Regions from separate parts of the Homo sapiens genome. Here region 1 is linked to region 2. Evidence: chromatin contacts called from ENCODE Hi-C or POLR2A ChIA-PET data. All regions are on one chromosome and are shown on one strand. The core of a region is the stretch at or near the end of the contact, and the rest is flanking DNA. Distances in the headings are between cores, read along the strand shown. Region 1 overlaps NTRK3 (neurotrophic receptor tyrosine kinase 3). Region 2 overlaps NTRK3 (neurotrophic receptor tyrosine kinase 3).

Evidence for each region. Hi-C counts contacts between places; a loop is a spot of excess contacts on that map. ChIA-PET counts read pairs that join two places held with the same protein, here RNA polymerase II (POLR2A). Pooled maps may share reads with other maps.
Region 1: a map of ascending aorta shows a loop between it and region 2 (3-fold over the local background). The contact joins two enhancer-like sites. A Hi-C loop is called at or near these places in 2 of 168 maps with a recorded cell type or tissue (aorta and ascending aorta) and 6 of 50 pooled maps. POLR2A ChIA-PET finds 5 or more read pairs at or near these places in 1 of 52 experiments (AG04450).

Annotation. Positions count from the first base shown.
Region 1 is chr15:88,245,080-88,248,358 of GRCh38, reverse strand. The region is part of intron 3 of NTRK3 (neurotrophic receptor tyrosine kinase 3); the gene reads left to right. Among named protein-coding and RNA genes, the nearest start is that of NTRK3-AS1, 6.0 kb to the left of the region's middle. Within about 2 kb of position 1,403, at least 2 of the 41 ENCODE cell types and tissues checked have a DNase peak (open chromatin) inside an H3K27ac peak, as active enhancers do; they include ascending aorta, where a contact is called at or near this core.
Region 2 is chr15:88,013,513-88,017,163 of GRCh38, reverse strand. The region is part of intron 14 of NTRK3 (neurotrophic receptor tyrosine kinase 3); the gene reads left to right. Among named protein-coding and RNA genes, the nearest start is that of MIR11181, 69 kb to the right of the region's middle. Within about 2 kb of position 1,507, at least 5 of the 41 ENCODE cell types and tissues checked have a DNase peak (open chromatin) inside an H3K27ac peak, as active enhancers do; they include ascending aorta, where a contact is called at or near this core.

The sequences.
Region 1 (3,279 bases), core at 154-2,653, 230 kb before region 2:
ACAGTGTGGCCAACACTGTCCCAGGCAGGCCTCTTAGTAGTGGGGGAGGCTTTTGGTCTCTCCTTCTGACCTGTTCCCAACAGGGAGTTTCTCCTGAAGTTGTGTCTCAGCCACACCCTCTTCCCAGGCCTCCTCATCCACCCCATGATGTCCTGGCCTCTGAGGTCAGGTCAGCCCGCAGCAGAACAGGTGCCAGCTGAGGCTGGCTGAGATTCAGAAAGCTGGTGGCTGGGTCCCAGCCAGCTCCTCTCTGGGCTGAGCCGTGGTCAGCAGGACTATGCCCCTGGTGCTCATGGCCAGCGAGAGCCTGGATGGGAGAGCAGAGGGCTGAGTGGCTTCTCCCAGGTAGAGCTTTGGGGTGCCAGGAGCATTTCTGGGTGCAGAGCAAAAGGGGGGTGTCTAAAGCGCTGGGCAGCTGGAGCTGGAAGCTGATGTTTAGAGCTTCTTTCTGCGTCCTTCCCTGGTCCTCTCCACAATAAGCAGCCTTTATCCCCCCGCGACCTTACCCCGCCTCTCTACCTTCATTGCTCATGGAAGCTCCATCTCTCTCTCCATAGGGATGAGCTCTTAGTGTGGGAGACAGATACAACTTTCTTCTGTGAAACAGCCGAAACTGTGGGGCAGGGTTTGGTGCATTTTCCACGTTTGCTGCTTCTTGGCTGTGTGAGCTTGCTTCATGATCGCTCAGCCACTGGCCTCGCACTTCTGAGAGCTGAGGTCATGGAACTCTCCAGCCCGGCACCCCCGTAGGGTCACTGTCATGTTCAGACCTATGCAATGATGTATTCGCTAGGCTCTGTAAATAATTGGGCACCACGTTGGTTATTTCCTTTTCTAGACTACTGGGAAGATTTCTGAGTTAGAGAGAAGATCAAGACTTTGAACCATAAATTACTAGATCTGGAAAGGGCCTCAGAAAATGTTGGGGCCAAACACTGTTTTACAGAGAAAGAACTTAGGAATCAAGAGAGGTGAATTGATTTGGCCCAATCGCCCAGTGAGTTCCTGGCACAAGGCAGCCCAGAACGAAGGGCCCTGCCTCGCTAGCTGGTGTGGGTCTCCATCCGCCTGTTGGTGTCTGCTCTGGGACTGAGGGGTTCGGGCTTTTACAGGCAGGCGGGGAAAGGAGCTCTTAGAGTGCTGCAGAGAAGAGGAGAACACGAAGGGAGCAATAGTAGCTTCGAAGTCCTAAACCCGGCTACCTGCCGCGGGAAACAGGGCTGCGTGCGTGTATCTGGGGGAGTCTTGGCACAGGCACAAGTGCGTCTCTTCTGTGTTCTGTGCACATCGTGTCTGAGGTCTCTGTAAACAGACCTTAAAAGATTTTGGCTTCCCTCTGCGGCTACACTCCTGGTGGCCACCAGAGGGCAGTGTGGCGCACGAGACGGTCCTGGGCTGATGGCTTCCCAGGGCGGGAGCCGGGCGTGTGGCGCTAGCCTGGTGAGAAGTGCACTGTCAGCCCTGGCTTTCAGAGCATTTCCTGAGCCAGGGCTGAGCAGAGAGGTCAGCTCTCCTCTATGAGGGGCATCTCTCCGCCGAGATGACCCTGCTTCCATTGTATCTCTGCAGTCCAGGGATGTGAGACTCCAGGACCCGGACTTTCTGACTCATGAGCCTTTGGCTTCCTGGGAAGGAGGTGGCTGGGCGAGTGCATTGGATGGAGGAAAGCCACCTGGTGTGCTCTCCTTCCAGCCTTCTCTCAGCAGCAGCAGGAGAGATCAGCACATTTGCACAGAGGGTAATGGGGTGAATGCATGGAAGGTAGCCCAGGAAGACCCACAGGCTTAATAGAGAAGTTGACAGATAGTTTCACTGTGGGGCTAGTATCATGGAGGAAGCGAGCTTTATACAGGCTCTCAGGCTGTCTGATGCCCTGGCTGAAGTGTGGGGGAATCTCTCCCCTCTCCCTGCCCCCACCAACCCAAGCTTGGAAATTACCGGACGACAAGTAGTGCTCAGAAAATAGCAGGTCCTGGCATTGACTAGAGATGAGAGCTTGGCGCCTTCTCTTAACCTCTGCAGATCCCGTGTCTGCTTTAGGAGATAACCATACACAGAGGTGGCTACGAAAGTGCCTTGCAAACCAGGGCCATGGGCCCTGCCTGGACTGGCTGGTTTTGACAGTGCTTCTGAGAGTATCGTTGGCTCGTCTGTCTGTTCCAGGCAGTCTTGTATTTGAGCAGGTGCTGTCTTGTTCCATGCACAAATGAGTGTCCTCCTACTAACAAGGTTATCAGCTTTAGAGACAGGGTCTGCTGCTTTTGGGGTGGGTGTGGAGCTCTCTGGTCTGGGGCCTGTGACTCTTTCTTGAGGGTCTGCTCCCAGCTTCCTGACCTGGGGCTGCAGGCAGTGTTCTCTCTGTTGTGGTCCATCTTTCCCCACTTCCTTATTTCTGATAGCTTTTCAAATCTGGTCCACTGAAGAGAAGGAAAGAAGCTGACATTATCCCTTCTACTGGGCCAGAGATCATTTACATATACAACCCTAATTATTTATGGCAACGACTAAATGAAGCTTTAGATCATGACTCTGCCTCTTACATCCTGAGACCCTGGGCTGGCTACTTGACCTTGTTGATCCTCAGTTTTCTCATATGAAAATAATAAACATAAGGCAGGACTATTATAAGATTTCAATGAGCACGTGTGTGTGTGTGTGTGTAAAACTATTTTCTCTGTCTTCCTATTACTACACCCCAGAACCTCATCCCCACAAGCATAGATACTTTTTATAGCCCTCATCTGTTCTTCTTGCTTCCAGTCTCTCCGCCTCTAGCTCATTTTCCACACCCTAACAGATTAATCTTCTAATCCAGGGTATTTGGTTAGACCAATTCCTGCATCCCGAACTTTTCATGGTCCCTTTGTCTGAGAGGTGGCATGGTGTAGTGGGAAGAGTAGAGGCTTCTTTGGTCAAAAAACTCAGTTTAAATCCTGGCTCTGCCCTGGTATAGGCTTAGGCACATTACTTAACTTTTCTGAGCCTCAGTTTCCTCATCTGAAAAATCTGGTTAGCTATACCCATCTAATAGAGAGGTTGTGAGGGTTGAATGAGATTATGGTAGGTGCCTGGCATGTGATGGCTCCACAGAAGCCAAGCTGGTGAGCAGTCCACAGGAGTCTGTAAGAGGTGATGGGCAGTGACATTTCCAGGTCCTTGAAGAATGGGATTAGAGGAAGTTGCATGAGGGAACTAGCATGTGGACAAAGCTGACGGAGGCAAGAGAAGGACTAAGATGGCATGTATTTGGAAAAAGGGACACAGTGGCTGAGGTACATG
Region 2 (3,651 bases), core at 258-2,757:
AGCACACCCCAAATCACTCACCTTATATTTCTTTCCCTCTGGTCTATCAGAAACCTAAAATGCCTCCCATTTTTGGTGCAAGGTAGATCAGAAAGAAACAAGGGATGTTGTAAGTGAGGCTTAATGAGGCAAATTTGAAAGATGCAGTTAGACCATATTTCCATGGGGAATTTGGTCAGGGGCTTTTTTTTTTTTTTTTTTTTTTTTAAGCTTCGTCTCTTCCATTTTAACCTCTGTCTGAAAGGGTATATTCCCCTTCCCTGGGATAATTTATACTCAGCCAGTCTTTATGAAAGAAAAAAAAATATCCCCAGAGAAGGGAGGAAGTAAAAACAAAACCTGGAAGAAAAGAAAAAAAAATGACACTCTCCTCTAATAAAGAAATTACTGACGTTCTACATTATGAACTGTATTAATTTTTAATGGCTGAGAAAGGAGTTGATTTATAATGCATCCTTCCCGGCTGCAAAGCCTGTCCCCAGCTAATAAATAAATGACAGGTCTCTTGTATTAAAAGTATCCATCATCTTACAGTGTTGGAATGTAAATGGTGAGAGGCATTGAATGAGAGGCCCCTGGGAGGGGGTGTGCCCTGCTGTGCCCAGCTGGAGAAGAGCCTGCCATAGCATTCTGCTTAGTTCTGACACAGCTTAGCCCATTCCTTCATCTTGTTTTCAGCAAAGTGATCCAAATAGCTGCAACTCTTACGGTCCAGGAGAAAGTTCATAAGAAAAGGTGATGGGCCATTTAGGAACAATTCATGATGTAAATTTAAATTCCTGGTGTTTAAGCAAAACTGTCCATGGCTTCTCCTTACATATCCTCAGGGCTTCCTCATTGGCTTCCCATGCATCTCTGGGATTATGTGTTCAGTAGTTCATCCTTTGATGGTGGTCACAGCTCTGGTTAGCCTCTCTATGTCTCTTTAGAAAACAGACAGAACACCTAACATTTGTTTCTGGTTTCAAAGTAATATACAATCACTGAAAATATTTTGAGGAAAATCCAGAAAAGTGAAAAGAAGAAAATAAGAATCATCCCTAATGCCACCCCAAGTGATGAATGCATGACATTTTGCCTTATATGCACAGGCTAATAACATACGCAGACATGTACACATCAACATGGACATGTATAGCACACACAAATGAGATCATATTCTGCATACGGTTTCATAATCTGAATTTGTCATCTAGTAGCCTATCATAGACCTTTATTTCACAATGCCACTATTTTTAATGGCTACATAATACGTGGCCAGGCTATATTCACATTGGAGCCGCTGTAGAGCTGGCGATCAGTCAATCAAGATGCATTCCTTCGTTCTTCATTACAGTGCCAACTCCAGAATAAACATAGTGCAGGAGAAAAACTGAGTACAAAGATGATTTTTGCACAGAGCTCCTAATCTTGGAGCAACTACTATGCTGCAGAGTCAATGCAGTGAGGCTGAGAGATGAACAGAGTGGCATCATCCCCGCATGAGGGAGTCCACACTCCAGCTGGGGAGACAGGCCAGGAAACAGTTCTGGAGATATGAGCATAATGAGATGCCTGCCACAGAGACCCTGCAACTAAAGGGCCCAGTGTGCTTAGAGAGCAGTGGCTTGTTTAAATTAGGGGAGCAGAGGCTTGGGTAAAGGCTCCACAGAGGGGAGAGTGTTTGAGCTAGGACGCTGCGGGGAAACTTGGACTGGCAGAGATGGACAGGAAGGGCCTTCCAGGCCACCGTAGCAGTAGCAGGAGGCAGACAGGGGGCAGGGTTTGGTGGGGGCAGGGCTGGAGGTGAGTGACCAGAGAAGGACTCCCTCCCGGGGTGGAGGGAGCAGGTCTTGTTGATGTATTAAATAGCATAGCTTATTGACACAATAATTACGAATTTATTCGTAGAATTTGCACTTACATAGTCCAGGCCTTTGTTTATCACGCTTGTCACTGTTTCTCAGAAGTAGGTGATGACTAGAGGAGTGAAGAAACTATCAACACTGTAATAAAAAAGGTAAAACAAAGTAGCAAGTTATTCTCTCTGAATTTAGGGACAGTTCCAGGCAGACATAGAGAGACCCCTGTTCCAGAAAGAAGAGAAATGAAACACTCACTGAATATACCTTTCAGCACAGGGAACGTTATGTAGAAAATGAGAGCGATCTAGCAGTTGCTGCCAGCAGGCTCCACTCCCTCTGATTTATTTATATTGTCTTCATAGGCTTATAAAAATGGAAGTTTGCCTAGATTTGGAGACTAACATTTCTATCCTTTCACATATGAATTTATTTCTTGATTTGTTGTGCATATTTCTAAACATAGATCGACCAATGACTTTTGCTTTTGGAAAAATAAAAAAGAAAATCTCGGAGCTGGTGAGAAGAGGAATCAGAGACCGTGTTCCTGCAAAGAACCTGCTCCGGTGTTGCCGGAGAGGTAGGCGGGGAAGCATCCAAGAAGCATTTATTCCTTGAGCACCTGAGAGAGCCTGTTTTTTTGGCAGGTGGAAAAGTGGCAGCCCAAGATCAAGTCCTAGCTGGTCTTGGTTTTATCACCAGTTAGTTGCAGTTGCAATATGATCCTCGCTTATATTTTTGCCTTCAAATCTTGGACCCAAAATTATTCCAGCAATAGGAGTTGGCTGAAAGCTAAGTTTTTCCTTTCCTGCTCTTTAATTCTCATTCACTTAACTTCCTTGTAGAACATAGAAGTTTTTTTAATCTGAAAAATATCTCAGAGATCCAGTGAGACTTATCTTTTCGTTTAGTAGATGAGGAAACTGAGGGCCAAACACATAGTTCAATGATATTAAACTGCATAAGGATTTGGAAGAAGGAACAGGTCTAGGACCAATGGCTGTTGTCTCATGTTTCTCACTCCTGAAACTGTAAGTGGAAATGCAATCTTTTCATTTTCCCCAAAGTTGATGTTTTTTGTTTGGGCCATTTAATAAGGAATGTCTGACAAAAGTGAACTGTCTGACTCAGGTGCAGTAATTGCCACAGAAATTGGTTTTGGTGTCTTTGGGGAATTCTGCAGTTGAACCCAGAAGGCATCCTTATCAAGTAGCGTGTTCCAACACTTTTACAAATTCTAAGAGCCTCAGATATCACTGTTTTCCTTTGGAGCGATATTTTGTTATTTTAGTAAACTTTCAAGGGGCACTGCCACTTTGCTGCACTGGCTTCCTAGTGAGATACAGTGTTACTATCTTAAGTCTTTTTTTAAAAAAATTGAGACAGGGTCTCACTGTATCGCCTAAGTTGGATGGAGTGCAGTGGTGTGATATTGGCTCACTGCAGCCTCAATCTCCTGGGCTCAATCTGTCCTCCCACCTCAGCCTCCCAACTAGCTGAGACTACAGGCGCACCACCACGCCTGCTACCTGGGCTCAGTCAATCCACCTACCTCAGTCCCCCAAAGTGCTAGATTTATAGGCATGAGCCACAGTGCCTGGCCAAGTCAGGCCCTGCTACAGGATTTTTTGTACATGATCTGAAATGTTGTCTGCACTTGAAGGATCTCTTAGAAGGGTGTCTGAGTTCCTACTGGCATTGAAAAGGAAGGAAACTTGAAGCTAGGCATCTGTTTGATTCCCAGGCTGCTTTCATGTTACTTAATGCTGTCAGATCATAAAGGGAATTCATTTCTATTCCTCAACTTCTA